Linked DNA regions of Homo sapiens: all the other regions are linked to region 1. Evidence: chromatin loops called from intact Hi-C (ENCODE). Cell type or tissue: Calu3. All regions are shown on one strand. Each heading gives the region's core, and the rest is flanking DNA. Links, peaks and the distances in the headings are about the cores only. Region 1 has its middle 170 kb from the start of COL1A2-AS1. Region 2 holds the start of MIR4652 (microRNA 4652). Region 3 has its middle 80 kb from the start of MIR4652.

Region 1 (11,124 bases), core at 3,879-8,878:
ATAACAAAAGGGTTTTAAAATCTATCTACTGTTTTTTTTTCTTTTTTAATCTGCTTACTGTTTAAATGCTGGATGAAGTTATGGCAGGGTTCCCTAGAGGAAATTGAGCTTGACAACTTTTTAAAATCCCTAGAAAGTGCTCTTTCTAACTGAACTTTGGAAATTGAAAATATATTTATCTTTCCAAACATAAAGAATATTAAAGTTAATAACCACATTTTTCCTAGAAAAAATTTCTAAGCAGGTACATCTTAAGTATTCTCACACCACACACACACACACACACACACACACACACACACACACACACACACAGTAACTATGTGAGGTGATGGATATTTTAAATAGGTTGATTGTGGAAATCATTTTACAATATATATGTATATCAAATAATCACATTGTACACTTTATATATAATTTTTGTCAATTACGCATCAATAAAGCTGGGGAATAAAAGAAAAATTAACCATTTCCTATAGAGCATGAAAAGTTATTAATGAAAATTGCCATCACCTGTTGAGTTTGCTCTCGTACCAAAGTCTAAATACTTATATAACTGGCAGGTTAATTACTTACTAAGCACACCACAGCAGTGCTGTTAGCTATAGGGAATAGTAATTTCACTGACTACAACCTAGTCCTAATAAGAGAGGAACTTTTGCCATTTCAAATGAAATGTGTGCCATGGGGGTAGTCCATGGACTCTAGTATTTTAGACACACAGGAGAGTCAGAGATTTCAAGGAATTGAAGGAAATTCTGAGACACAATTTGGGAAGAGATGTCACTCTGAGTTCTTTATATTCTATAAGCCCATCTCCAACTTTCGGCATGATCTATACTGAGTTCTTAGTTCCTTCCTTGGAAAGTGCAACACAAAACAGTGACTGTTCCAAAGCTTCAAGTCTGGATTGCCTTCTAAATCTGGATGTACAGCTGCTGATTAGTAGATCATTTTGACTCTTGATTCTTTCTATAGGCAATTGAGCATTTATGACCAGTCTGTAATGAAACAACTCTCCCTCCCTATTTTTAAAATGAAAGTGCTACCAGAATATAACAGGGACCATATTAGCTTCAGTGGATAGTCTAAGTTTTAAAAATTGTGGAGATATTTATACAGTAGGAGAAGGTATATTCTACCTGCTGTGGGTGGGAGGAGTGATTGTCATGATGGGGTGATGAGGGAAAGAGTTAAAGGCTTTTCGTAATCACTATTTGCTCAAGATAATAAAAGCTTGAGTAGATCTTAACTCCCCTCCTTTTTTGGTGGGGGTGGTTGTAGACACTGAGTTTTACCTACCCCTACTGACTTCTTCAAGGGGTGGGGGTTATCACCCAATTTTACAATCTTTCCTAGGTCAGAAATGAATTGCTCTGTTAACCTCAAAATCCTACTATCTTTTACAGGATGGATGCAATAATTAAATCCCTCTTTTCACTAAAAAACACTAAACAGCAAGCCACACTTAAAAGAAAAACTTCTCACTGGAAAATTTTAAGAATTAAATTGTTCATTGGTTATAAGACGTAAAATGTGTCTTCTGAGAAATATCACAATAAACTTCATATGACTAACTCTAGGGCCATAGCTGGAGATCGTATTTTTTAATCCTACTTGTGGTCAGGAGACAAGAACATCATTAATGGGATGACAAGTGTTAGAAACTTTAGAAAAACAAGCAATGGGGAAAGGATTCCCTATTTAATAAATGGTGCTGGGAAAACTGGCTAGCCATATGTAGAAAGCTGAAACTGGATCCCTTCCTTACACCTTATACAAAAATTATTTCAAGATGGATTAAAGACTTAAACGTTAGACCTAAAACCATAAAAACCCTAGAAGAAAACCTAGGCATTACCATTCAGGACATAGGCATGGGCAAGGACTTCATGTCCAAAACACCAAAAGCAATGGCAACAAAAGCCAAAATTGACAAATGGGATCTAATTAAACTAAAGGGCTTCTTCACAGCAAAAGAAACTACCATCAGAGTGAACAGGCAACCTACAAAATGGGAGAAAATTTTTGCAACCTACTCATCTGACAAAGGGCTAATATCCAGAATCTACAATGAACTCAAACAAATTTACAAGAAAAAAACAAACAACCCCATCAAAATTGGGCAAAGGACATGAACAGACACTTCTCAAAAGAAGACATTTATGCAGCCAAAAAACACATGAAAAAATGCTCACCATCACTGGCCATCAGAGAAATGCAAATCAAAACCACAATGAGATACCATCTCACACCAGTTAGAATGGCAATCATTAAAAAGTCAGGAAACGACAAGTGCTGGAGAGGATGTGGAGAAATAGGAACACTTTTACACTGTTGGTGGGACTGTAAACTAGTTCAACCATTGTGGAATTCAGTGTGGCAATTCCTCAGGGATCTAGAACTAGAAATACCATTTGACTCAGCCATCCCATTACTGGGTATATACCGAAAGGACTATAAATCATGCTGCTATAAAGACACATGCACACGTATGTTTATTGCGGCACTATTCACAATAGCAAAGACTTGGAACCAACCCAAATGTCCAACACTGATAGACTGGATTAAGAAAATGTGGCACATATATACCATGGAATACTATGCAGCCATAAAAAATGATGAGTTCATGTCCTTTGTAGGGACATGGATGAAATTGGAAATCATCATTCTCAGTAAACTATTGCAAGAACAAAAAACGAAACACCACATATTGTCACTCACAGGTGGGAACTGAACAATGAGAACACATGGACACAGGAAGGGGAACATCACACACTGGGGACTGTTGTGTGGTGGGGGGAGGGGGGAGGGATAGCATTAGGAGATATACCTAATGCTAAATGATGAGTTAATGGGTGCAGCACACCAGCATGGCACATGTATACGTATGTAACTAACCTGCACATTGTGCACATGTACCCTAAAACTTAAAGTATAATAATAATAAAATAAAATAAAAAAGGAGCATTTTCTGCAAATACCTGGTTTAGAAGGTATCTGGCTGGTCCTCCACTAGGAAGTTGGGTGGAGTAAGCAATAGTTTATTTGATAGGAGACAGAGGGATTAAAAATGGCTTTTCCCATTAGGACAATAGGGTATCTAAAATTCCCATCACTAGTCATTCCTGTGAGTAAAATGTTTTTATCTTACATTATATTTAGTTTTCAATTACTTGTTTCCCACTGCATGCTTTTGTTTTCATTATACTTCAAATAATTTTTATCATGATTATTAAGCCATCAGAAGATTCAAATTATAAATTCATTACTGAAGACATAGGTGACTTAACACTTCTGTGGTCTTCCTTTTAATACAGGGCTGATTAAAAGCATGTATTTTGCAGCCTGTCAGGCTGGGTTTGAATCATAGCTTCACCCCTAACTGCGTGATCCTGGGCCTCACATTCCTCATCTGTAAAATAAGAATTTAAAAAAAAAAAAGCTGCATAGAATATTGTTCAAAGATATTAAACAAAATCATTCACGTAAAAACATAACATGTCATGATATGTATTAAATATGTCATGCAGAGAAAAATATTTAAAAATTGATGCATTCTTGCTTCTCTACAATTTGTAGAAATATATTTTAAAAGTGCTTGTACAGTAAAAGAAACTATCATCAGAGTGAACAGGCAACCTACAGAATGGGAGAAAATCTTTGCAATCTACCATCTGACAAAGGGCTAATATCCTCAATCTACAAAGAACTTACACAAATTTACAAGAAAAAAACAAACAACCCCATCAAATAGTGGGTGAAGGATATGAACAGACATTCTCAAAAGAAGACATTATGCAGCCAACAGACACATGAAAAAATGCTCATCATCACTGGTCATCAGAGAAATGCAAATCAAAAACACAATTAGATACCATCTCACGCTAGTTAGAACGGCAATCATCAAAAAGTCAGGCAACAACAAATGCTAGAGAGGACATGGAGAAACAGAAATGCTTTTACACTGTTGATGGGAGTGTAAATTCGTTCAACCATTGTGGAAGACAGGGTGGCAATTCCTCAAGGATCTAGAACTAGAAATACCATTAGACCCAGCAATCCTATTACTGGGTATATACCCAAAGGATTATAAATCATGCTACTATAAAGTCACATGCACACGTATATTTATTGTGGCACTATTCACAATAGCAAAGACTTGGAACCAACCCAAATGTCCATCAATGATAGACTGGATTAAGAAAATGTGGCACATATACACCATGGAATACTATGCAGCCATAAAAAGGATGAGTTCATGTCCTTTGTAGCGACACGGATGAAGCTGGAAACCATTCGAAGCAAACTATCACAAGGACAGAAAACCAAATACCGCATGTTCTCACTCATAGTTGGGAGTTGAAAAACGAGAACACATGGACACAGGGCAGGGAACATCACACACTTGGGCCTGTCAGGGGGTAGGGGGCTGGGGGAAGGATAGCATTAGGAGAAATACCTAATGTAAATGATGAGTTGATGGGTGCACCAAACCAACATGGCACACATATACCTATGTAACAAACCTGCACGTTGTGCACATGTACCCTAGAACTTAAAGTATAATAATAATTGTAAAAATCCTATACTCTATAAGTACTCAATTGTTTAACAAAATGAACAGAAATTCTGTTTCATAATTTACGTGTTTAACTTAACACATTGACTCTCCATATTTATGTTTTGTAGCTATCGAGTGAGATATTGTAAAATAATAATAATAATAAAAGTGCTTATAGCTTGGAATTTTTTACATATTCAAGATAAAGAACAGAAAATATCTACAAATTGTTTTCAGTTGATTCTTTTTCCCATGCCTTCTAGGGAGGGCACATCCCATCCAGTCAACAAGTTATATCATTTCTCAGCTCCTCAGTTTTCTCATCTATTAAATGAGATGTGTGGACTAAATATGAAGTTTTCAAAATTTTTAGTTATTCTAGTTGATGAGATACCTTTCATTCAAATGCAAATTTCACAGGAGCTCAACTATTAAAAATGCATAAAATTGAAGCTACTCTATTTAAAGTGGGCTTGGGTAGGGAGTAAAACTTTACCTACCTCACTAGATCAGAATAAAATACAAGTTACTCGGTTAATATCTTATGATTCTACATAGAAACTTGTTGTTTTTCAAAATCCATGTAAGCAAAAATGGAAGCCTTTCCTGATAATTAAAGTGATAAAAAGGAAATTTTAATAGTATCATTTGTTTACCGGCTTCATTTCACTGGTTATTTTAAAGCTAGGTTTTTTAAAAATTGGCTTAAGTTTCCTATTGCAAAACTTTTCTACAGAGCCATATTTCATTTAAAAAAAAAGTGTGGTATTGTGAAAGGAGAGTAAGAATTTTTAAGTGCTGAACTGAGGAGGAGATAAAAATAATAGCTAATGAATACTGAGGACCTAGTTATGTACCAGTTCAATAGTTCTAAGCATTTTATATGGTTTAGCCCATTTAATTCCCATGACGATCACATGAAATCAAATAGCTATTTATAATATACTATTTTAAAGATGAAAAATACCAAAAAAACTTTAAGCAATTTGATCAAGGTCATATAGTTTAGTAAGCAAAGCCTCTGGGATTTGAACTTGGAGAGTCTGGAGCTCTACTGATGTGGCCCTTAAATATTTCAAGGATTATATGATATTTTAATAAATAAAGAAAACTCCATAGAAGCATACATAAAGTAATAATGTAAAATCATGTAGATATAAATTAAGTTCCTTAAAATCTCTAGAGTCTAGAGAACATACTAGCTGATGATTAGGAGGTTAAAAAAATATTAGTTCTTCTTTCATGGTGACTAGTATTTACTTCTAATTTTCAACAGTTTATTAATTTTTAAAAAGAAACAAAATATTTAACTGTACTTTTTTTTTTTACAAAGCAGACTATTGCAAATTATAGAGAATATTTTGACCCTTTTGAAGAAAACCTGCATAGAGTGTTAGATTTAATCTTAATAATGCTTTATTTTCTACAATAAGTCTGTAAATAAGTTCAAGATCATCTGCTGTGTGATCTCTTCTCTTGCAGGAAAGGAGAAAAAAAATGATAGTAGTCGCTGCAAGGTAAAGGCTTATCAATGTCCCTTTAGGAGGGCTACTCTACTTTCCTTTGAGAATATCCCCATCTTGTGGAATCTCCTATGCCCTGAGGGCACGTTATGGGCAATTCTCCTCTGCATTTCAGCCAGGGGGCTGGAGATTCCTCAGATAAGTGTAATCCCTGATGATCTGGGCAAAAATCCGATTCCAAAGAGGTGTCTACACATTTTGAGTACATATGCCCCAAAGCATGCCAATGACAGTCCTAGAGTTGTTCAAATGGCTCCAGATTCTTTTTGAAGTCTCATCTCCTGTGTGTTCTGATTACTTTGGCTTACCAGCAGGACGACTGTTTTGCTAAATTAATGCACAAGACATGTGAAGGAGATGAATGCCCTTCCTGTTGAGAGCCAGCAGGAAGGCTGGCTGCTGAGGCAGATGCTGTCTGTTTAAACACCTCCCGCTCACAGCCTAAGTGCCCAAACCCTGTGGAAGAATGCCTGATTCAGGAACCAAGGTTGTCAAACCAGATCACATTAACTGCTTTGGCAGCTTTTCTCTCTCTCCGACTCAATGCTGTTTTGTGGTTTGCAGTGGGTGTTCTTTACCATGGCATTAAATTCACAACACAAGAGGCGTAATAGTCAGGCTCCTGCTTTGAAAGAGATGAGGTTATCTATGGAATAATTAGCCCATATCTGAAAAGAGGAGAGATAAATCAAAACCTTCGCAGTGACGAGTTGTTTTCAACTGGTCAATTCACATTGTTTATAATACGAAGACAACCCATCCATTAAGCATCCACCATTTTAACGTTTAAGAATAAGGACAGTTGATATTCTTGTTTAGGATTTCTAGTGCACATGGACGAACATTGCACCAGGTCAATTTTTTTTAAAAGTAGCTTAAGACAAGAGCCATGACATCAATTTTGTGAGAAGAAAAATCATCTGTTTTAAAAAATGAAAAAGAATAAAGAATTAAAACATTCTCAATCTGCATTTTATTTTATGGTCCACAAGAGATATTTATTTGATACAATAATACAGTTAGTGTTCCATCCAACAACTAGAACAAAAGGAATAAAACTTTGTATATATACATAAAAACTCAAGATATTTAATGTGACAAGTATATATATTTAAAATAATGCTCTTAAAATTCCTTAGTTATTGAAAATATAAAAACAAAAAGATGTTCATAGAAACAGAATGCATGAAACCAAATATCAAAGTTTGAGCAAATTAATATGTGAGGCAACTTAGCTAACAATGCATGATTTTCTTGTTTACAATCTACTAAAAATATCTTTATATCAACTGAGTGGCAAAATAGGTTTAATAAACTCAGACACCTACCGACAGAGTATTACTTTCTTTTGAGCTGGTAGTGACCACAGAAATGTCAGATCATTTCTCTGAATGAAGCATTTTATTCAAGTAACACAAAACTTCCAGACATATTTTCATAATATATTTAATCATTTCTTCATGTGATATTTATAGATAATTTGAATTTTCTGGTGTAGTTACGTGGATATATTGTGTAGTAGTGAAGTCTGAGCTTTTAGTGTAACCATCACCTGGATAATGTACATTGTACCCACTAGGTAATTTTTCTTCCCTCAGGATCCTCCCTCCTCCCACCCTTGAGAGTCTCCAATGTCTATTACTCCACAACCTGTCCACGTGTACACATATTTAGCTCCCAACTATGAGAACATGTGATATTTCACTGTTTCTGAGTTATTGCACTTACGTATTATGTAATATATAACACACTTCATACATGTAACATACATGGAAGGTGTTGAAACAAAGTAAAATCATGACCCCCTACCCCATTTACCTAAATATTACCTACCCTATATACCAAAGTACCTGTGCAGTCCTCTAATATCTTCTCTTACCTCCTTATCACCAATTATTCTGAAATATGTTTCTCTTTTTAAATTTATTTTTAATTCACAAATAAAAATTCTCTATATTTATCATATACAAAACAATGTTTTGAAGTATGTGTACATTGTAGAATGGCTAAATCCAGCTAACATATACATAACAATGCATGTGTTTCTCATTCTTAATGTTAATATTCAGGTCCATATCCATTATTAAAAAACCTCAGGACCAGATGTATTTCAGATTCAGATTGTTTTTATCAATTTCAGAAAGATTATATAGGGCATATCTTATATATTATGATTATTCCCAACAGAGTCTAGAGAGAATTCAGTAGTCAAACTCATCAATATATCCCAGGGCACAATGGGTGAACATTTACATCTGCTATAAATAAACACTATGAATAGCCTTATGTTGTCTGTTTTTGCCACCAAACGAGGTTGCATATAAAAACAAACTTTCACATCTCATGGCCTTATGGATTTTGGAATTCCAGCTAAAGAGCTTAGATCTGCTGTTTAACTTATCAAACTTTTCTCATTTAGTTAATCCTTTATGTATTTTGTTTAAGAAACCTTTCTACTCTGAAATAATAAAGGTATTCATTTAAATTTTTTTCTTACTTGTAAAGTTTTATCTTTCCTAATATATTTAATTTATCCAGAAATCTTTTTTGTATATAAGAATGAATTCTATTTTCTTTTCTCCTCTATGGATAAATAACTATCACTGTAAAATTTATAAAACTCCACCTCAGTTATATATCTTATTTCTGTACATGAAGAGGTCTACTTCTGGACTTACTGTTGCACAAATTTTTACCTTTGCACTAAGACCACACTATTTTAATTAGCTTAGCTTGATAGCAGGCCTGGTAGTTGGTAGAGCTATTCTCTTAACCTTATTCTTATTCATCAGGAGTGCCCTGGCTCTTCTTGACCCCTTGATCTTCTATTCAAATATTATCATAAACTAGTCAGGTTCCTCAAAAACCACTTTTGGGAGTAGGATTGGATTTTCCCTGAAACTCTCATTTAATTTAAAGAAAATTGACATCTTAGCAATATTGATTTTTCCTAACTGAATATGGGCACCTCTCTGCATTTATTTTTTTAATGTATTTCAATAAAATTTTATAATTTTCTCTATACTGGCATTGCACATATTTTGTTACACTTATTCCTGAGTACATTATCATTTTTGTTTATACTGAAAATGGTGGGTTTAAAGTTTCGCTTTCTATGTATTGCTGGTGTTTAGAAATACAACTGACTTTTGTTTTTGATCTCATATCTAGTCACTTTCCTAATAAACCTATTTTTATTCTAAGAAACTATCTCTATATTCTTTGGATTTTCCATATAAACAATACTATTTGTAGATAACAGTTTTGTTTCTTCTCTTCAAAAACATATTCATTTATTTTACTTATATTTCATCGACTAGAAACTTCAGTGTAATATTGAAAAGGAAGAGCAATAGAAGGAATTATTGTCTTATTCTTAATTTTAAAAGGAATATTTCCAAAATTTATCATTAAGAATGGTGTTTGCTGTAAAGTTTTGATAAATACTTATATTGCTGAGTTAGAAAGGTAGTAATCATGAATGGATGTTTAATTACACGAAATGATTTTCTGCTTTCAGTGAGATGAGCAAATGATATTTTTCCTTTATAAATGTGGGGAAACATATTCATTGATTTTATGATGTTAAAATACCTTTATATTTCTGGGATAAATGCAACTTGATCATAATGTATTATCATTTTTATACACTGCTAGATTTGGTTTGTTAGTACTGTGTTTTTCATTTTGGCATTGACATCTGTGAGTAAAATCAGACCATAATTTTTTTTCACATATAGTCCTTAACTGTGTTTTGGTATTAGAATATAAGTTGTGTAGAATTTCCTCTTTGTCCATTACCTAAAAGAATTTTTATGAAGTTAGAATGATCTGTTTTGCTTAAAAATTTAAAGAATTCATTGATAAAATTGAGCTTACTATTTTTAATATGGGGAGGTTTAAAATTACTAATCTGAATTTCCATTTCTTATTGAGTCAGTTTTAATAGGTTTTAATTTTTCTACAAATCTATACATTTTATGTTTCAATTTTTTTCTTAAAAAATCATGCATAATATTATTTTGCTTTGGCTTTGTCTTTGTGACTTAGTAAATTCTGCCACAGGATTATATGTATTACTTGTCTATTAAAATAACTTTCTTCTTTCTTTCTTCTCTTCATTATATGTTTTCTGTTTCATTAATTTATCTTATTTATTATCTTTTATTCTATTTTCCTTGAATTTATTTTACTGATTCTTTGTGTAAAATCTTAAGTTGAATTACCAGCAAATTAATTTTCAGACTTTTTGTATTCTATTGTAAGTATTAAAGGACACACACATACCCCTTCAAAAGATTCAATATTCTTCGTTTTATGTTAATTTTATTATTAGTCAGCTCTAAGTATTTGTTATCCATTACCAAATGGATGAAGACTGTGAAATTCATTGCTTAATTTATTTCTATCTTAATAATACTGAGATCTGTATAACATTCTTCGAAATAAATAAAACTCTAGTATTTAAAGCTTCAGATATAGTAGAAAATAATGTGTATTCTCTGATTGTTGGAAATACAGTTCTATGTGTGCCCCTGAAATCAAGCTTGTTGATAGGTTGTTCAAATTCTTCATATTATTATATTGTTTGTCTGATGTTCTAAAAATAAAAATATAGGGAGTTTGTGAATCTGTTAATTTTTTCTAGTAGCCAATTTCTCCTGTAGTTCTATCATATTTTGCTTCATATATTTTGGTGTTTAGCTAGACCCATACAGGTTTAGTACTGTTATTCTTCTGGTGAATTGAAACTCTCACTGTTTATAAATATTTATTTTATCTTTAAAAATGCTCTGTGTTTTAAGTTTTATTTTATTCAATTTAATACAGCTACCACAGCTTGCTTGCTTGCTCACTTGCTTTGCTTGCCTTGCTGCTTTTTCTATGTTTAAATTCACCAAACTGAGCAATGGAATCTTTCCAGCACCCCAGGAACCCCCTGGTGTTCCCTACTCATCACTACCCCCATACATTCCAGAGGGTTAACATTCACAACTTCTTTATTTTGTTTTGTATGTTCCTGGTTATCTCTTTTTC
Region 2 (11,124 bases), core at 3,496-8,495, 510 kb before region 1:
AACGTTTTCCATAAACCAAATATTTTTAACTTTCATAAAGCCATTTAATCCTATTTTTCTTTTATGCATTATGTGTTTAGTATTGTGTCTAAGCAGTCGTCGCTTAATCCAAGATCTCAAAGATTTTGTCCTATCGTTTTGCATTAGTTTTACATTTTACATTTAGGTGGTCCCTTTTGAGTCAACTTTTGTATAAAGTATACAGCGCATGTTAAGGTTTAATCTTTTTAATCTTTTGAATATGGATGAATAAATGACCCAGTACCATTTGTGGAAAGGATTCTTCTTTCTCTATTGAATTGGTTTTGCATCTTTCTCAAACATCAGTTGCACTTTTGTGTATAGGTCTATAACTTGACTCTCTAGTCTGTTCCATTGATTTATGTGCCCATTCTTTTGGTAATTCCACACTGTCTTCATTACTGTAGCTTCATAATGAAATTTAAATCCGATACTGTGAATTCTCTGAATTTGTCTTTCTTTTCTAATTATTGACTATTCTAGTTCCTTTAATTGTCCATATAAATTTTATATCTTTTCTTTTCTTTTTCTTCTTTTTCTTTTTTTTTTTTTTTTTGAGACAGAGTCTTCCTCTGTCGCTCAGGCTGGAGTGCAGTGGCATGATCTCAGCTCACTGCAAGCTCTGCCTCCGGGGTTCACGCCATTCTCCTGCCTCAGCCTCCCGAGTAGCTGGGACTACAGGTGCCCACCACCACGCCCGGCTAATTTTTTGTGTTTTTAGTAGAGACGGGGTTTCACCGTGTTAGCCAGGATGGTCTCCATCTCCTGACCTCGTGATCCGCCTGCCTCGGCCTCCCAAAGTGCTGGGATTACAGGCGTGAGCCACAACGCCTGGCCTATATCTTTTCTTTTTTACTTTTAATTAATCTATGTCATTTTATTTAAGATATCTTTTTGTAGGTAGCTTGTGGTTGAATTTTTAAAATTCATTTTGACAATCTGTATTGTAATTGGTGTGTTTAGACTACTTACATTAATGTAATTATTTTATTGTCAGGTTAAGTCAACCATTTTGTTACTTTTCCATTTTTGTTTGTAGGATTTTTATTTCTCTGTTCTCCCTTTCCCACTCTTCTTCTGGGTATTTGAATTTTTCGAAGCATTACATTTTACTTATTAATTGATTTTTGGCTAATACCACTTTGTATTGCTTTCTAATGGTTTCTCTAGGAATTAAAATATACATGCCTAAGTTTTAATAGTCTTCTTAGAGTTAATATTTTACCACTTCATCTAAAACATAGTGGTCTTACAACCTCATAGGCCTCTTAACTTCTCTTTTGTCCTATAATTTCCAAGTGTGTTATATCTATGTACATGAAACCCTCTCCCTAGATAATGTTATAATTTTTCATTATAACCATGAAATATATTTTTTTAAATGTAAGGAAAAATATATTACATTTTCCAATATGTTTACCATGTGTGTTGCTCCTCCATCATACCTGAAGTTCCGTGTTTTCCTCTGATATTATTTTCTTCACTTGAAAATTTTTATTTAGTATTTCTTTTAGGGAAGAACCATGGAGACAAATTCTCATAATTTTCTTCGTCTGAGAATATCTCTTTCTTTCTTCCAACACCTCCCCCATGGCTACTTTCCATACTTTTTTGGTCTTATTTTGATTGTGAACTGTCTATGTTTGGTTTTCTTGGAATTATCTTGTCTGGGGTTTGCCTAGCTTCTTGAGTCTGTAAATTTATATATTTTATAAAATAATTTCTATGGAAGAGTTTAAAAAAAAACTGTGCATAAATTTATTCCTCTTATCAGGTAAAGTAAGGGCTCACTTACTCACCCCTGAACTGGATATCATTAAGTGATCTCAGACCCCTTTTCATTAAGCTTCAGTGAGGCTTCAGAATTGTTTCCACTACAGTCAATAGCCAATCAAATACTGTGCAAAAGTGTACTAAAGATGTCTTTGAAGATGCTGTTCATTACAACTCAGGGACCTCTTCAGTCCTGCTATCGGAGAAATTGCTCTCTCACTTTAGATACTTTAAAAAATCTTAGGGAAACTGTTGAGCTCCTCTCTGTGATATGTTTGCCAATGCTTACGTACAGATTTGTGGGTCCTTCCACTAAGTATGCAGAATCAGTTGGAGTGCATTTTGTGTATTGACCTCACTTATAATTACAGTTTATGTTTTATTTTCTCCTCTTACCCTATTTTCTTCATCTACATATTGAAGATTTTATAATTTGTGAGTTGATAAAATCTACTAAAGTCCTATTGGAAAAATTAGAGATGTAAATAAATAAATTATGGCATCTTCTTTAGTAAAAACACTGAATAGCCTAAAGGTATTAATTCTTCCCAAGTAATTTATAGTTTTAATGAAATTATAATCAAAGACCTATTTTGGATGTAGACAACATAATTCCAAATCTATTTTGTAGAATAAAGTGATGAAAAGACCTAAGAAAATGTTAAAAATGAAGAATGATTAGTCAACTTCCTCGACAATAGATTTAAACATTTGTAGAATTAAAAGTTTTAAAAGAATATGAGCTTTACACAATTCTGGGCAGGGAAATTAATAAACAGACACATGTTGACTTATGGCAACAACTTAATGTGGAATGAATAAATTAGTTACCAAATGGTTTGAAGGAAATACTTAATCTCATGCCTTACAACAAAATAAATTCCAGATGCATTAAGGGATTAATTTTTAAAGAATAGCGTACAAATCTACAAGCTATGTGTTGAATTTATCTTTATGAGAGGAAATTTCTGACGTAGAAACCATGGGAAACATAAACAAAGCGGGGCTTATGTAATAATTCGTTGCACAAACTCTGAAGCTGGTCCTCTGGACTCAAATCCCAACTTTAGAATTTGCTAGTGGTGTTATCCTGAACAAGTTAGTTAACAGCTCTCTCCTTCCATTTCTAAGATTTTAAATATGGAAAAACACAGTGTCCACGTCACCTGGATTTTGAGGATTTAATGGGATAACCGATGTGAAGTGCTTAGAATAGTGCTAGGTACATAGTAATTGCTAGATAAGTGTTATTATTTTTATTAGACTTGAGATATTAGATAAAGACTTAAAGCAATGCTAACATTAGAAAATACTTAGAATTTAAAGTGTAAAGTGTTAGGTGAAAATTTTCTGGTTAAAAAGAACAAAAAAAGTAGCATAATTCTAATTGTGTATTGAAAGTTATTTATACATATTTTAAAAGAAATCTAGAAGAAAATATCCTGAAATATTTCCAGTGGATAGATCTAGAGAAAAATGCAAGCATACCTTTTTTCATTGTCCTTTGCTTTATTGTACTTTGCAGATATTGCATTTTTCACAAATTGAAGGTCTGTGGTAACACTGTGTCAAGCATGCCTATAGGTGCTGTTTTTTCAACAGCATGTGCTCACTTTGTGTCTGTGTCACATTTGTTAATTCTCACACATTTCAAACTTTATTATTATTATTATATCTGCTATGATGATCCAAGATTAATGATCTTTGATGTTACTCTTGTAATTGTTTTGGGACAGCACAAATTGTGTCCATAATGATGGCACACAATCTATAAATGTTGTGTGTGTTCTGACTGTTCCACTGAGCAGCCATTCCTCCATCTCTCTCCTTCTTCCCAGGCCTCCTTATTCCCTGAGAAACAATATTGAAATTAAGCCGATTAGTAACTCTACAATGGCCTCTAAGTGTTCAAGTGAAAGGAAGAATGACACATCTCTCACTTTAAATAAAAAAGCTAGAAATGATGGAGCTTAGTGAAAAAGGCATATCAAAAGCTGAGATAGGCTGAAGGACTTCTTGTATCAAACAGTTAGCCAAGTTGTGAATCCAAAGGAAAAGTTCTTGAAGGAAAATAAAAGTGCTACTCCAGTGAACACATGAATAATGAAATGAAACAGGCTTATTGCAGATATGGAGAAAGCTTAAGTGGTCTGGATAAATTAAACCAGCAACAACATTTTCTTAAGCCAAAGTCTAATCCAGAGCAAAGTCCTAAGTCTCCTCAATTCCCTGAAGGCTGAGAGTGGGGAAGCTGTAGAAGAGAATTTTGAAGCTAGCAGATATTGGTTTATCATGTTAAAGGGTAAATAAAAAGTATCCATACCATAAGAGTGCCAGCTAAAGCAGCAAGTGCTGATGTAGAAGCTGTAACAAGTTATCTGGAAAATCTTGCGAAGATCATGGATAAATGTGGCTACACTAAACAATAGATATTCAATGTATACGAAACAGCTTTATATAGTATTGGAAGAAGATGCCAACTAGGAGTTTCATAGTTAAAAAGGAGTAGTCAATGCCTGCCTTCAAAGTTCTAAAGAACAAGCTGATTACCTTGTTAGAGGCTAATGCAACTGGCAACTTTTCGTTGAAGCCCATGCTCATTGATCATTCTAAAAATCCTAGGCTCTTAAGAATTGCACTAAATCTACTCTGCCTGTGCTCTATAAATGGAACAACAAAGCCCGGATGGCAGCACATCTATTTATAGCCTGATTTACTGAATATTTTTATCCCACTGTTGACACTTACTGCTCAGAAAAAAAGATTCCTTTCAAAAGGAATCTTCTCAAAATATTATTGCTCATTTACAAATGTCCCCAGTCAACCAAGAACTCTGATAGCAGTGTACAAGGAGATTATTGTTGTTTTCATGCCTGCTAACACAACGTCTGTTTTACAGCCTATGAATCAAGAAGTATTTTTTACTTTCAATTCTTATTAATTAAGTAATACATTGTGTAAGGCTGTAGCTGCCATAGACAGTGATTCCACCAATGGACCTGGGCAAAGTAAATTGAAACTCTTCAAGAAAGTATCACCATTCTAATGCCATTAAGAACATTCATAATTCATGAGAAGAAGCTGAAATATCAAAGTTAACAGGAATTTAGGAGAAGATTTCAACCCTCTTATATAACTTTGAGAGGCTCAAGGGTTCAATGGAGGAATCACTGAAGATATGGTGGAAACAGCAAGAGAACTAGAATTAGAAGTGGAGTCTGAAGATGTATCTAAATTGCTACAATTTCATGATAAAACTTCAGTGAATGATGAATTGCTTCATATGGATGAGCAAAGAAAGTATTTTTTTGAGATGGGATCTACTTCTGGTGAAAGATACTGAACATTGTTGAAATGAAAACAAATGATTTAAAATATTATGCAAACTTAGTTGATAAAGCAGCAGCAGGGTTTGAGAAGTTTGACTCCAGTTTGAAAGAAGTTCTACTGTGGGTAAAATGCTATCAAACAATATCACATGCCATAAAGAAATCTTTCATGAAAGGATGCATCAGTTGATGTAGCAAACTTCATTGCTGTCTTATTTTAAGAAATTTCCATAGCCATCAGAACCTTCAGCAATCACCAGCCTGATCAGTCCGCAGCCATCAACATTGAGGCAAGACCCTCCACCAGCCAAAAGATTATGAGTCACAGAAGGCTTAGATGATCATCAGCATTTTTTTAGCAGCAAAGTATTTTTAAATTAAAGTATATATTTTTTAGACATAATGCTATTTCACACTTAATAGACTAAAGTATAGTGTAAATATAACCTTTTTATGCACTTTGGAAACCAAAAACCTCATGAGACTTGCTTTATTGCAATATTCACTTTGTTGCATTTGTCTGGAACCAACCCACTAATACCTCTGAGGTATGCCTGTATTGTGTCTAATTTATTTTCTTATTACTTATCAAATTTTCCACAACAAGCATGCTTCTCCTTGCGTAATCAGAAAAGAAGTTATTACATTTTTTAGAAATGAAATCATTTAAATAATGAAAGAAGAATCACCCAATTTTATTTCAGAAATAAAACAGGAAGGGAAATTAAAGAGTAAAGGGAAAAGAAAAAATATTTTCTTGGGGTAAGGGTTGTAAGAGAAAAGGAAAGGTTTGTGCATATGTGAAAAAAGATTACTCAAAGTAGTATCAACCCAATTGTAGGTGTTAAGAGTTCAAAGATAGGAAGCTTTCTAGGGCATCAAAAACCCTCTAAAGATTTCGGAACTGCGGGAGGTAACATCTATCAAGAGAATTCGCCAGGGTGGCCGCCAGGGGTCTCCTGTGGACCAGGAAGCCTTGACCTAGGATAAGTCCATGGTTTATGAAGAGAGAAGGAGCCTGTCTTCATGGAAAGAGGGGAATGAAAAAGAAAGTCTTGTCCATATTTACGCGGCATAATCTTACATCCTAGAATCAATGAATGCTAGACCAGAAAGGAACTTGATGGATTTTCCAGCTTGGACCTCATTTTAAGATTAGGAAATTTAAACCCAGAGAGGTAGTGAGGACTAACCTGAAGTTACACAGCTGGTGAGACACACAGTTGGATAATACTACAGATATCATGGATGACTTTTATACCATCTTACACTGTTAAAAACTCAGAGACAATCAGTACATAGAATTGCCGCACTGCAACCACAAAGTGATTCAGGTGTTGAAAGTACTGATCTTTGGTATTATTTTCACATCATAGTAATGGCATATAATGTTTGGAAACATATTATATGCCTATTATAACTACTTCATATTATAATGTAGAACTTAGCTCAATTTTAATGTTCAAGAACTGTCAAATAAATGTCCATTATTCATTGTTTGACAGTTATGAATACTTTCTTTTCCCTTTCCTGGCTTAGACATCTTCAAGAATTAATCATTACACTCAGCTTTGTTGGTAGTGAAAAGAAAACAAGTGAAAATCTCAAAATATACCACTTTAAATATGCCATCCCTGTTAAATGTCCACATTTACACACCTGCATTGTGTGCAACTCTTTGGATTCTGTCCTCTGCCTGCATCGGGCTTCCTATATCCTTATCGCTTTCAGCCTCTCCTTTCTCCCATCTCAAAGATTTATCCGTACCTCCCTACTGGTGTCCCCTGGATCCTCATTGCCCAGCTTCCTCCTCCCTTGTCAGATGTAGCCTCTTTACTGTCATTCATTTGTACATCCATCCAATCCACAAATATTTCTTGAACTCCAGCTATATGCAAGCTCTTGTGCAAGAAGCTGTGGGATTACACAAAGCTGTGGGGTATTGTCAGAGATGCTTCTTCCCCACCTCCAATTCAACTTTACACCTCACAGGGTAAGCTGTAACAATTACAGATTGCTTTGCGGCCAGGTGCAGTGGCTCAGGCCTGTTGTAATCATAGCATTTGGGAGATCAAGGTGGGAATATCCCTTGAGCTCAGAACTTGATGACCAACCTGGGCAACATAGACTGTCTTTACTAAAAATTAGCTAGGTGTGATGGCACACATCTGTAATCCCAGCTACCCAGGAAGGAGGCTGAGGTGGGAGGATCGCTTGAGCCTGGACATCCAAGCCTCAGTGAGCCATGATCACACCACTGTACTCCTGGACAACTGAGAAAGACTCTCTCTCTCTCTCTCTATCTATCTATCTATATATGCATATATATAATATTATATATATAATACTTTAGATAACTAAGTTACATACTATATATATAACTATGCAAAAGTTGGTCAGACTGGAGTAGTGATGAGAGTGATAATGGCCAACAGTGATTCAGAATCGTTTGACTCTATTGGACGAGGGGACTGGTTAATAGAACTAACTAACCAGAACTATTTTGTTCTGTTAACCCATCCCCTCATCTAATAGAGTATAAACCTCAATATAAGCTCAACTAGGCTGAGTAAGGCCAAACAAGCAGTCCCCTAGTGTCAGACCAGAGAGAAAAAGTGATGAGAATTTTAAAAATCTTTGCAATCAATGTCAGTGGTGGTTGAGAAGACCTTCTGAAGGGAGACTATGTGATGAAGGATTACGAAGTGAAAGAAATGGTCAGCATATTGTTTCCATTGAAAAGACAGAAAATCTTAAATCCAAGGTCATGTTCCTGGCCTTGCTACTGACCTGTAGGCAACAACTCACTGAGTTTCAGACAGCAAGTCTCTCTTCTAACAAACAGCTGACAACACCTCCTCTTAAGTATTACCCAACCTCTGGCCCCAAAGCACTCCTCAGTCCTCCAGTGCTACAATAAGTCATAATGATTACTCAAATGAAATAGAGATCTTTATGAATGAATAAGTTGCGGTGGTATGAGTTTTGAAACCACATCCCAAACCACATAGTAGAGAACAACAAAATCAGGTCAACCCAGGTGCACTAAAGAGAACTTGCAAAGCCCTTAAACCTAGGAAAAGGAGGGAAGGAGAGGAGGAGAACAGGGAATAAGGGAGGAAGGGAATGAGGAGAGAGAGGAATGAAAGAAGGAAGGAACAAAGAAAGGGAGGGAGGGAACCAAAAGAAAGAGAAAGAAAAAGAAGGAAGAAATGGGGAGAAATGGGGAGAGAGAGAAAGAAAGAGAAAGAAAAGGAGGAAGGAAGGATGGAAGGAAGGAAAAGAAGGGAAGGAGGGAGGGAGGAAGGGAGGGGGGAATAGAGAGAGAGGGAGAGAGAGGAAGGGAGTGAGGGAAAGATGGAGAGAGGGAGGAAGGGAGGGAGGAAAGTTGAAAGCTTGTAGTATTTGCTGATTTTCATGGTGTATTTCCATCATATCCAATTTGTTGAATATGGAGTTCAGAAATGCTACCTGCAATTGCCTCTTGAGAGCAGGTTTGAGCTGGTGCCCACACCACTGTCTATCACTTTAGCCCTGTGAGTAACTGTCACTCATCTGTAAAATGGTGATAGCAATTTTGGCGTTGCCATTTCAAAAGACAACTGAGGAATTATTTGCCAGGGAAAAATATTTTTGATAACTAAGTTACATACCTTATAACAAAATTATAGCTGAATTAAATATTAGAGACTGAAAAAAATTAAGATAAATTATTCATGAATGTTACATAGTTTTTCAGCAAAATAACTTCCTATGAGTGATAACAAGAAAGCTATAAAGGAAAAGATTGAGGTATTGTATGGAATGAAAAGAAATTCTACTTTATGGCAAAAATATTATAAGCAGAGTTAAGGTTCATAGATACTTCTGCAGAAATTAAGAAAATAACATTAATGATTTTATACTATAATATTCCTCATGATTTCTGCTTTCTTTTGTATGCATGGTTATTATGTAATTCATACAATACAGTTTGAGGTCAGCAGACATTATAATCATCAGATGTCAAACTGCACAATCTGAGTCTCAGAGCTGAGTTGCCCAGCTTCTAAGTGTTATTTTTAGGGAAAATAGGAAATAATTGCTATTTCTGGATTAATCACTATGTCTAGGCTTGCAGTGATAAAAACAGAGGATAAACTGAGCCAATTTCTTTTGTTACTCAATTTGAATATCACTGAGGAATCCTAATAACTTGGAAGAGGGTCCATGCTAAATAAGAATTACGCGGGTGATGAAATCTGTGTGCTGGCAAGGAGTCACTAATCATTACCAAGCATTTACTGTCATCACTTTGGTTCTTTCTTTAATTTTCTGATGTTGAATTATTGTCTTAAATAATCGAATTGAATCATCCAGTGAAGGTATGGAAAAGATTTATCATTATGACATAGTAGTGCTATGTTTCCAATGGGTGTGACATTTCAATATTTGCTTTATTCAGTAATTTTTTTTACTATGTACAAATGTACAGGGATATTTAATTAATCGATGTGATAGAATGACATATTTCCCACAAATTACCGTAAGCAAGCAAGCAAGGAAAACAAACTCACAAATTATTTCCTAAATTGGGATAATATAATTAAAATTAACTTTACAATATAATATATTTCCTCACTAGAACAAAAACATAACAAAATTTAAAAACTCTTCGAGCATAATAAAGGACTTAAAAATACACATTTAAAAAAAAATTTAAGTAACTATCAGAAGGAAAGAAAGAAAATAATAATCTGCCACCAGGAGACTGCAACATTTCAGTGACTTTTTCCACCTCTCCTTCCTCCAAAACTAAAGATTATCTTCTCCCTTCTCAGCAACAGGCGTTTGAGAAAGGAGAATTCTAAAAATGAGGCTAGGAAGCAAGTCTAGCTTAGAAAAGGAGAGGAGGTGGGGGAAATTTTGGTGAATGGAAGAGTTAAGAGGAGTGAGGCAATAAGGATGACTAGATATGGGGAGAAAGTAATAGAGTGTGGGGTTGGAGTACGTATCCTGGCAGGCAAAGGAACTACCACATGGATATATGATGGTTAAAGCCATGAGGCTTCGTGCTAGTGGATGATGAGCATTGATGAGTTATCCCAATTGGGGTTCCAAAATTAACAGTGCACACTCCTTCTCCTTTTCCTCTCTTCATTTTTTACATGAATCTGATTACTCCTTCCTCAGGGTTCTATGTGTGAGAGAGACAAGTCTTTTCCCACTCCTATCCACTGACTCATCTCCAACTGCAGACCAGTAACAATGATAAGAAGACCATAAAACTGTGTGGGCATCACATGACCAGCTTACACAGTAAGCCTGACCACTCTGACCATTTTCTCCTTAGCAAGGATGTGGTTATGTTTTAACCCCAGTGTGTTTAGCTTAGCACCTAGAATTGGGAAGCTGCCATCTCTTTGGTTTCATGAAATTCTATTAGCATTTGGGCTCACTTGACCTTTCCTAAAATAATCAGGCTCCAAGCGTTGTGCTATTTCATTTGAGAAGCTAGAAACTGTAAGCAGGGAAAGAACTTCCAGTTCTATAGGGAAGCAGAAACTGTAGGTGTAACTCAGCCCAGTGTGTTTCTCTGTGTTTGTGTAACTTTAGCACTTGGCTTTGATTAAAGACGTTTTGGAAAGCAATCTTGTGAGGTGTTGGAAAGGACCTTTCTCTGCTAAGGTTTTGGGGTTTTGCATGTGGAATGGCTTTTCTGGAATTTTCCATCAAAAAAGATTACCTTGTTGAAAAAGATGATCACTACTTTCCTTCATTTTTATTGCCAGTTGTGTGGATGTAGCTATTCTTAGGTATTCTTATTTGTGTTCTAGGAATGAATGTTCATTCAACAGCTGAGGATAATGTCATCTACTGGAGAAGCAGCTGTTTCTCACCAAGCATATTGCAGACAATATTATTGCTCTAAACAATGCATAAATCAAAAGGGCTACAGAATATTTCTGGAGAGAAACCCAGAGTGCAAAGAAGTTTAACACCTTTTTAAAGGCCACAGACC
Region 3 (11,124 bases), core at 3,383-8,382, 430 kb before region 1:
TTGAATTGATCCCTTTACCATTATGTAATGGCCTTCTTTGTCTCTTTTGATCTTTGTTGGTTTAAAGTCTGTTTTATCAGAGACTAGGATTGCAACCCCTGCCTTTTTTTGTTTTCCATTGGCTTGGTAGATCTTCCTCCATCCTTTTATTTTGAGCCTATGTGTGTCTCTGCACGTGAGATGGGTTTCCTGAATACAGCACACTGATGGGTCTTGACTCTTTATCCAACTTGCCAGTCTGTGTCTTTTAATTGCAGAATTTAGTCCATTTATATTTAAAGTTAATATTGTTATGTGTGAATTTGATCCTGTCATTATGATGTTAGCTGGTGATTTTGCTCATTAGTTGATGCAGTTTCTTCCTAGTCTCGATGGTCTTTACATTTTGGCATGATTTTGCAGCGGCTGGTACCGGTTGTTCCTTTTCATGTTTAGCGCTTCCTTCAGGAGCTCTTTTAGGGCAGGCCTGGTGGTGACAAAATCTCTCAGCATTTGCTTGTCTATAAAGTATTTTATTTCTCCTTCACTTATGAAGCTTAGTTTGGCTGGATATGAAATTCTGGGTTGAAAATTCTTTTCTTTAAGAATGTTGAATATTGGCCCCCACTCTCTTCTGGCTTGTAGGGTTTCTGCCGAGAGATCCGCTGTTAGTCTGATGGGCTTCCCTTTGAGGGTAACCCGACCTTTCTCTCTGGCTGCCCTTAACATTTTTTCCTTCATTTCAACTTTGGTGAATCTGACAATTATGTGTCTTGGAGTTGCTCTTCTCGAGGAGTATCTTTGTGGCATTCTCTGTATTTCCTGAATCTGAACGTTGGCCTGCCTTGCTAGATTGGGGAAGTTCTCCTGGATAATATCCTGCAGAGTGTTTTCCAACTTGGTTCCATTCTCCACATCACTTTCAGGTACACCAATCAGACGTAGATTTGGTCTTTTCACATAGTCCCATATTTCTTGGAGGCTTTGCTCATTTCTTTTTATTCTTTTTTCTCTAAACTTCCCTTCTCGCTTCATTTCATTCATTTCATCTTCCATTGCTGATACCCTTTCTTCCAGTTGATCGCATCGGCTCCTGAGGCTTCTGCATTCTTCACGTAGTTCTCGAGCCTTGGTTTTCAGCTCCATCAGCTCCTTTAAGCACCTCTCTGTATTGGTTATTCTAGTTATACATTCTTCTAAATTTTTTTCAAAGTTTTCAACTTCTTTGCCTTTGGTTTGAATGTCCTCCCGTAGCTCAGAGTAATTTGATCGTCTGAAGCCTTCTTCTCTCAGCTCGTCAAAATCATTCTCCATCCAGCTTTGTTCTGTTGCTGGTGAGGAACTGCGTTCCTTTGGAGGAGGAGAGGCGCTCTGCGTTTTAGAGTTTCCAGTTTTTCTGTTCTGTTTTTTCCCCATCTTTGTGGTTTTATCTACTTTTGGTCTTTGATGATGGTGATGTACAGATGGGTTTTCGGTGTAGATGTCCTTTCTGGTTGTTAGTTTTCCTTCTAACAGACAGGACCCTCAGCTGCAGGTCTGTTGGAATACCCTGCCGTGTGAGGTGTCAGTGTGCCCCTGCTGGGGGGTGCCTCCCAGTTAGGCTGCTCGGGGTTCAGGGGTCAGGGACCCACTTGAGGAGGCAGTCTGCCCGTTCTCAGATCTCCAGCTGCGTGCTGGGAGAACCACTGCTCTCTTCAAAGCTGTCAGACAGGGACACTTAAGTCTGCAGAGGTTACTGCTGTCTTTTTGTTTGTCTGTGCCCTGCCCCCAGAGGTGGAGCCTACAGAGGCAGGCAGGCCTCCTTGAGCTGTGGTGGGCTCCACCCAGTTGGAGCTTCCCGGCTGCTTTGTTTACGTAAGCAAGCCTGGGCAATGGCGGGCGCCCCTCCCCCAGCCTTGTTGCCGCCTTGCAGTTTGATCTCAGACTGCTGTGCTAGCAATCAGCGACATTCCGTGGGCGTAGGACCCTCTGAGCCAGGTGTGGGATATCGTCTCGTGGTGCGCCGTTTCTTAAGCCGGCCTGAAAAGCGCAATATTCGGGTGGGAGTGACCCGATTTTCCAGGTGCGTCCGTCACCCCTTTCTTTGACTCGGAAAGGGAACTCCCTGACCCCTTGCGCTTCCCAGGTGAGGCAATGCCTCGCCCTGCTTCGGCTCGAGCACGGTGCGCACACACACTGGCCTGCGCCCACTGTCTGGCACTCCCTAGTGAGATGAACCCGGCACCTCAGATGGAAATGCAGAAATCACCCGTCTTCTGCGACGCTCACGCTGGGAGCTGTAGACCGGAGCTGTTCCTATTCGGCCATCTTGGCTCCTCCTCCTAATCATCATTCTTGAATTAAAGATAGATGGGATTGATTTTTAAGACTAATTTTTAGAGCAGTTTTAGGTTCTCAGTAAAATTAAGAGGAAGGTATAGAGATGTCCCAAATATTCCCTGCCTCCTCTGATGCATTATCAACATCCCCCATCATAGTGTACATTTGTTACAATTGATGAACCACATCATTATCACACAAACTGTATAATTTATATTAGGTTTCACTCTTGGAGTTGTACATTCTATGAGTTTGGACAACTTATATCTCCACCGTTATAGTATTATACAGAGTATTTTCGATGTCCTAAAAATCCTCTGTTATTTTCCCTTAACCCCTGGCAGCGACTGATCTTTTTATTAGATTGGTGTAAATGTAATTTTGTTTTTTGCCATTGAAAGTAACAGCAAAAACTGCAATTACTTTTGCACCAACCTTAATGTTATCTCCGTAGTTTTACCTTTTCCAGAATGTCATATGGCTGGAAGGATGTGACCTTTTCAGATTCACTTTTTTCACTTAATAATATGCATTTAAGTTTCCTCCACATCTTTTCATGGCTTCATAGTCCATTTCTCTTTAGCAGTTAATATTTCATTGTTTGGACTACCATAGTTCTACATTTTGGCTTTTTTAAAAATCCATTCACCTATTGAACATCTTGGTTTTTTCCAAGTTTTGTCAACTATAAAAATCTGCTATAAATATCCATGTGCAGCTGTTGTGTGGACATAAGTTTTCAACTTCTTTGGGTAAATACCAAGGAGTGTGATTGTTGGATTGTATGGTAAGAATATGTTTAGTTTTGTGAGAAACTTCCAAACTGTCTTCCAAAGTGGCCATACCATTTTGCATTTCCACCAACAATGAATGAGAGTTCCTGTTATTCCATATCCTCACCAGCATTTAGTATTGCCAGGGTTCTGGATTGTTTTTATTCTAATAGGTGTGTAATAGTATCCTGTTGTTGTTTTAATTTGTATTTACCTGATGACATACGATGAAGATCTTTTCATATGCTTATTTGCCATCTGTATATCTTTTTCGGTAAAGTGTCTGTTAAGGTTTTTGCCTCATTTTTTAATTGGGTTGTTTATTTTCTTACAACTGCTTTCTAAGAGTTTGTTGTATAAATTTGGGTAACACTCCTATATCAGAAACATTATTGTTTTTTTGCAAATATTTGCTCCCAGTCTGTGGCTAGTCTTTTCATTCTCTTGACAGTATGTTTTGTAGAGCAGAAAAATTTAACTTTAACAAAGTCCAGCTTATTAGTTATTTCTTTCATGGAGCCTGCTTTTGGTGTCATATCCAAAAAGTCACCACCAAATCCAAGGTTATCTAGATTTTTTTTCCTATAGTATCTTCTAAAAGTTTTATAGTTTTGTGTTTTATATTTAGCTCTGTGATATATTTTGAGTTAATTTGTGTTAAGTGTGAGACCTTCTCTCAATTTATTTATTTTCTTTTTCTAATTTTAATTTTAATTTTAATTTTAAGTTCTAGGTAAATGTGAAGGATGAGCAGGTTTGTTACACAGGTAAACATGTGTCATGGTGGTTTGCTGTACCTATCAACCCACCTGCTAAGTATTAAGCCCAGCATGCATTATCTATTTTTCCTAATGCTCTCCCTCCCCTCACCACACCCCCAGAAAGGCCACAGTGTGTGTTGTTCCACTCCCTGTGTCCATGTGTTCTCATTGTTCAGCTCCCACCTATAAGTGGGAACATGCGGTGTTTGGTTTTCCGTTCCTGCATTCGTTTGCTGAGGATTTTCTATTTTTTTTTTTTCATGTGAATTATTTCACCCACCATTTAGTGAAAACTACTTTCTCCATTATATTGCCTCCTTTTCTCCTTTGTGAAAGGTCAGTTGGCTATATTTACATGGGTCTATTTTAAAGCCTTCTCTTCTGTTTCTTTATATATATATATATATATATATATATAATTGGTGTATTATTGGTGTATATATATTATATAACTATAATATATTCATATAGATTACACTGTGTTACAAACAACATAAAACAATACAAAACAGTTGAAATGTTAAGGAGAAAAAAGGTGACTGAGAGCATTGGGCAAATACTTACTTGACCATAAGCAGTGTCACTATTCTCAGGTAAGAATGAGGCATCCACAACAGTCACCCGCGGTGACAGCCATGCCCAGCTGAGTACCAGGTTCATGAGAGTTACCAGCATCATGAGAGAACACAGAAATGAGAACTGTACAAACTGACAGATTTGTTTCAGAACAAATGTGTGGCTTAGAAACTCTAAAAACTGGGATAAATTTTAGGAATCTAATTTCACACAAACAAGTCATAATAATCTGCATGTGAAAATTGAATTAAACTTTTGTTTAGGTATAGTTTTACCAGGATGGGGACATTTAGATTTCCTTTTTTATCTTCCCATTAATATGGCATTTATTTATTTATTTATTTATTATTTATTTTAATGATTTTTTTTTTTCTAAGAGATAGGGTCTCACTCTGTGGCCCAGGCTGGAGTGCTGTGGCACAATCATAGTTCACTATAACCTCAAACTCCTGAGCTCAAGCCATCCCCCCACCATAGCCTTCCAAAATTCTGGAATTACAGGCATGTTTCATTTACTTTTTTTAAATTTACTTTTATTTTTCTAATATTTATTCCACTAACAATATATTATTGAGTTAATGGTGCCTTCAAGCATTGATCTTTTGTCTTAAAAGTATCATATGTATAATTTCATATGTGTACATTTACATAAACAAATTTAAATGCTGAATTACATCTACATTTTAAATTTACGCACCCATTTAATTGTTACTTAAAAAACAGTTTAGTATGAAATTAATGTTATAGAAAATAAATGCTATCAAAATATCCATATAGATTACACTATGTTACATATGTTACAAACAATACAAAACAATTCAAATCAGATCTATTTTCTGGCTTTTATACTTAAGCTGAAAGCACCCAGCATGAAACTAAAATTTGGAAAAAGTTGAAGAGCTCACCTCTTCTGTCAGTGACTTGATTTGCCTACCATGTATCTTCAAACTTTCACTATACCGAAATATTGTCCACTTAAGCCAATTTCATACATTAGCAAGAAATTAAATGTGGTCTCTTGAAGGTCTGTCAAACTCAATTTCCACTATGTCTTTCAATTTTATAATTTTAAGAGATCAATATGATCATCAAGTTCATTGCTCTGCATCAATGTTTCTCAATTGTGGTTACATGACAGAAACAACTGTCCAGCTTTTTAGAAGTATATTATATGCTTAGATCCTACTTCTGAACTGTTATCAACAAGGTTAGTTAAAACTTTGGCAGTCTAGATAATATGTAATTAGAGAGGAGCTATATGGAAAGGCTAATAGCTATGTCCCTTGATGCAGAACATAGGGAGACATCATGCTGCATCACACTGACCTCCAAGCCCCCCAGTTTTACTTACTTTTCCCTATTTTTTTTTAATTTCTTACCACTGGCAGAAGACATTAGATTAGCTAAAATGGCCCCCAAATCCTCATTTCCTTCTCACTCTTCATTTAGGGTGACATAACTCAGCAGGTGATTATTTTAATATATATGTATTCCTAGATGTGGTGAGACAGAAGAGGAGAAAGAGTCAAACAATAATTGAGTAAAAATAGCATTGTACTGATCTATAATTATAACAATAGTTCATAAATTTGAACAACTCCATAAACCACAATCCAACAATGCATATCAGGGATGGGAAGATGTAGAAAATAATTTAATTTGCCTACACTGCATGTAGAGCTAAGTAAGAACATTTTCCCTGATTCACAATGGAGCTTCCAACTTCAGTTTAAGAGGCATATTTTCCCTGAGAAATAAGTCTGAAAACCACATTACTGGTTAGTACTCTCAATAGTTCTTTTTTTTTATTTGCAGTACTTTTGATTTTTTAGACTAGACAACCTCATAAATACTACAGATTTAAGATATAATAGAATATCAAAATCTAGTCTGCCCTGCCAAGTTATCAGCAGTTCTAAAGTGAACATAAGATAATATGAAATCACAGGATCGCAGAGTGAGTGAGCTCTAGGTTTTACTTTATCTTTAAAATAAATTCTAGTTTCTCTTTCATAACTGTGATGGTGCAGTTTTCTGGCCTACAGATGGAAATGTAATATTTGATATTAGAACAAATGTTAGGTATCATTTCAAAGAGAGTTTTTCACCAATAACTTATGACCCAAACAATCTGTTCCAGAAGAATGGCTCTGCAATATCTCAAACCTTTGTAATGTTTTTGCATTAATAATATATACATATACATAAATAATGTGTGTATATATATATACATATATATTTTTATTTACTTCCTTAAATTCAATTTGGTAGACATCAAGTTATAAATTATTCAGATAAATAGTTATGTCTCTTCTGCTTAGCAGCACTCATTTCAGTATTATGGACAATTTAACGTATCATTGGTCAACTTTATTAAAATTTTTCTTTTAGCTTCTTTCAGAAATATTTGCTTAAAATCTATATCTCTAGTGTGACCATTTTGAAATTTGTTTACTTTTACATGATCATTTTGGGTGGAAAATTTATAGTTCAACCACCTTTGTACTAAAAGCAATGGGATTTAATTTTGAAAGTGTCTGATAAGGACACTTTCAGGAAATCTTGCCATGAATAGAGAAATAGGACAGCACTCTCCTGTCATTAGAGTGCAATTAGACATTCAAAGTTGGAAGTTATTAGAAAGAATTATCTCTTGGAAGAAGTCTAAAATAAAATCAGCTATTGCCAGTTCAAGTGGAGAGTATACATTGACAAATTGTTTTGTATTTGGTCTCAAGTCTGCAATCAAATATTTTATGATATTTTTTATGAGCTCAGTTTTAGAAATCGTCTTACTATGAAGGTACTTGAAAATGCTAAGAGCCACAGCTAATTTAGCATCCCTTAGAAATTAATATAACTAATATTTATTGAGTACTTAGCATGTGCTATAAAGTTTACATGGATTTTTTTCATCATCTAATATTTTTCTATAAGAAAAAATACTATACTATCTTCACTTTATAGAAGAATGTCCAAAAGTTACCTCTAGGTTCTACAACCTTCTGAAGGTCACATGGGTAGCATGTGGTGGACACAACATTTTAACTTGGGCAATCTGACTTCAGCTCCTACATGCTAAGGTATAAAAAAACTATTACCCGAGTAGCATAGTACTGTGGCTAAGAACTATAAAATTAAATATGAGTTTAATCTTCACACTTTATCCTTTGCAAAAAAAAATGATATTAGGCAAACTACCTTTTATATTCTTTGTCTGAAAAATGGGGATTTTATATGTATATAGCAATAATTTTATACCTAAGTGTATAGGAGCTGAAGTCAGATTACTCAAGTTAAAATCTTGGGTTCTTCACATGCTAGCCCTGTGACTTTCAGAAAGTTGTAGTATATATGTGACATAACTATATATATATATATATATATATATATATATATATATACACACACACACACACACACACACACATACACACATATAGGTGTGTGTGTGTGTATGTGTGTGTGTCATAGGGTCATAGGTTTGTTGTAAGGTTTCAATAAAATATAAAGAAAGCCAGTAAAATGCTTCCTTTTTCTTTTCATACAAAAGCAGGGGTGAGGGATCCTTGAATTTTATACATCTCCATACATCTTCCAAAATAAAACCACACAGATCAAAAAGGGGAGCAAATAAAACTACCAATAGCTTATTCCTATATAACACCTGGAGACAGGTGATATTTCAAACCTCAGTTTATCTTTAACTAGAGAAAAAAATAACTGAAACTAGTAGAGTTGTCTCCAGAGCTCACATAAAAGCAGATGGTCAGGCAAGATATGGACAGAAGAGAAGAGTGTAACAGCAGTGATGGAACACAGAACACATGCTAGGGTTCAGGACTAGAGATATCCATGTTGACTGGGGACATGCTGAGAGCAGGTCCATGATCTGATCAGAATGCTTGGCTCCTAGACTACTAGAATATGGAGAGATTGGAAGGTCCATAGGCCAGAAGCAGCAGTCTTGAGAAGATACTGTTCTGGGGAAGAGTAAGCACCTTGGAGAGAGAGATCCCATGGAGGCATGATGGCAAGAGGAAAAGAAAGAAGTGACAAAGAGAAAGTCTCTAAGGAAATAAAATATTTTCAAAGAATTGGATGAAGATAGAAAATACCCTTTATTAAAGAAACTGCACTTTATTGTGGAAACAGAAGAGGGAGCTAGTGATGTAAGAATTTGGTAAATGTCAGGGTGAAATTTAGTACACCTTAGAAATACCCTGGCTATCCCCTTAGGATGACCTGCTGTTATTTGTTCAGCAAATTAATTAGACATCCTCACGAATATAATGAGGAACGCGGAATCCATTCACAGCTCTTATAAGAAGAAAACAGAAAATACTACGGAGGAGAAAATCTGAGCCAGAAACCCCATATTTTACGTATTAACTCTGCCTAAAATTCTGCCTTACCTTTGAATCACACATATTCAAGGCAGAAGCAAAACAGTGAAACTGAAGTTGAAATAATTGACTTGAGTTTTGAAAATGTTGCCTACCTAAGTCAGAGTTGGAGTTCAAGCCTAAACAAGTTATTTGCCTGCTGAAACAAAAATATCAACACTCTTTGGAGCAATGTAACAGAATTTAGAGCCTCTACAATATTAATATTCACAAAGTGCAAAATACAATTCAAGTTGACTCAATATAGAAAGGATAATGCTAAAAGGAAAAGATAATCAATAGAGCCCAATTCTGAGGTAACCTATATGCCAGAATTTTCAATCAAGGACTTTATAGCGGTTATTATAATGATGTTCAACGAGGCTAAACAATTCTCCTAATGAATGATAGTATAGGATGTGTTAGCAAAAAAACTAGAAAATATGAAAGATAGGCAAAGGAATATTAATGCAACATGCATACTTTTATAAGCAATTAACAGAATGAGTTTATTTAGAAAATGGAGATGACAAAGGAAATAGTGAATCTGAATATAGAGCAATAAAAATTATTCAATCTGAGTAATTTCAATTCAATAATTTCAAGTGAAATTGAATATAGATCATAAAAATTATTCAATCTGAAATAGAGAGGAAAAAGCATTAAAAAATTGGCAGTGCTAAAGTACCTGTGCAAAACATCTACCAAACAGGTAATTATAGTCTTAGTAAAGAGAAGAGAACGGAGCAGAAAAAAATATTCAAAGATATAATAGCTGAAATTTTTCCAAATTTGATGAAAGACAAATTTATATATTTTAAAAAATATGGCACCCCCTAAGCAGAAAAAAAAACCAAGAACACTATGCTTAAGCATATCACAGACAAATTGCTGAAAATCAAAGAAAAATGGAAATAAAGTAGAAAATATGATACAGGGAAATAATGATTTAAATGACATGGATCAGCACTTTGGGAGGCCGAGACGGGTGGATCACTTTGGGAGGCTAAGGTTGGTGGCTGAGGCCAGCCCAGCCAACATGGTGAAACCCTGTCTCTACTAAAAATACAAAAATTAGCCAGGCATGGTGGTGGGTGCCTGTAATCCTAGCTACTTGGGAGGCTGAGGCACGAGAATCACTTGAACCCGGGAGGCAGAGGTTACAGTGAGCTGAGATCTTGCCACTGCACTCCAGCCTGGGCAATACAGTGAGACTTTGTCTTTAAAAAAAAAAAATATATATATATATATATGTGTGTGTGTGTGTGTGTGTGTGTGTGTGTGTGTGTGTAGCATATATATTGTGTATATATATATAACATATATATTGTATATGTATCGTAGCCATATATATATATATATAGTAGCCAGAAGTTAAGGGGTAGGGTTTTTATGAGTTTCCTTTTTGTTTGTTTGTTTATACAAACAGTAAGTTATTATCAGCTTAAAATAATAAGATAGTATTTGCGAGCCCCACAGTAATTTCAAATTAAAAAACATACAACAGATACACAAAAAAATTAAAAGCAAGAAATTAAAACATACCACCATACAAAATCAATTTTACTGAAAATAAAATAGAAAATAAGGAAGAAAAGACCACAAAATAACCAGAAAACAAACAACTAAATGGTAAGAGTAAGTCCTTAGTTATCAGTAATTATATTGAATGTAAATGGACTAAACTCTTTAATCAAAAGACATAGAGTGACTGAATGTAAAATAAAAGAAAACAAGATGCAATAAGCTGTTGCATACATGAAAAGAAATATATTTCATCTATAAAGATACATGTAGGCTAAAAATAAAGAGATAAGTAAAGATATTCCATGCAAATGGAAACCAAAAAAGAGCAGAAGTAGTTATACTAATAGCAGACAAAATAGATTTGAAGACAAAACCTATAAGAAGAGACAAATATTGTCACTATATAATGATAAATGGATCAATTCAGCAAGGGGATATAACAACTTAAAACATATATGCACCCAACACTGGAGCATCTGGATATATAAAGCAAATATTGCTAGAGCTACAGAGAGGGATAGACCCCAATACAATAAGAGCTGGACTTCAACAACTCACTTTCAGCATTGGCCAGGTCTTCCAGAAAAAAAAAATCAACAAAGAAACACTGGACTTAATCTGCACTATAAACCAAATGGACCTAATAGATTACTTATAGAACATTTCATCTAATGGCTACAGAATACACATTCTTTTCCTCAGCATATGGATCATTCTCAAGGATAAACCACATGTTAGGTCACAAAACAAGTCTTAAAACATTTGAAAAAACTGAAATAATATTAAGCATCTTCTCCAACCACA

What was found. Peaks named below come from ENCODE experiments on the same cell type or tissue, not always from the same donor. Only the 100,000 strongest peaks of a DNase experiment are listed, where the experiment ranks them.
Region 2: it touches region 1 in a loop (6-fold over the local background); 10 of 110 quality-filtered maps call a loop at or near these places.
Region 3: it touches region 1 in a loop (5-fold over the local background); 11 of 110 quality-filtered maps call a loop at or near these places.

Annotation. Positions count from the first base shown.
Region 1 is chr7:94,217,405-94,228,528 of GRCh38, forward strand. No RefSeq gene overlaps it. Among named protein-coding and RNA genes, the nearest start is that of COL1A2-AS1, 170 kb to the right of the region's middle. RefSeq lists an enhancer at 5,992-6,897. In Calu3, for the core only: no CTCF peak of the experiment used is centred there; a DNase peak (open chromatin) is centred at 6,177.
Region 2 is chr7:93,709,349-93,720,472 of GRCh38, forward strand. It overlaps MIR4652 (microRNA 4652), which reads left to right and starts at 7,580; the gene lies at 7,580-7,657. In Calu3, for the core only: a CTCF peak has its summit at 6,094 (motif pointing right); a DNase peak (open chromatin) is centred at 6,083.
Region 3 is chr7:93,791,379-93,802,502 of GRCh38, forward strand. No RefSeq gene overlaps it. Among named protein-coding and RNA genes, the nearest start is that of MIR4652, 80 kb to the left of the region's middle. In Calu3, for the core only: no CTCF peak of the experiment used is centred there; no DNase peak of the experiment used is centred there.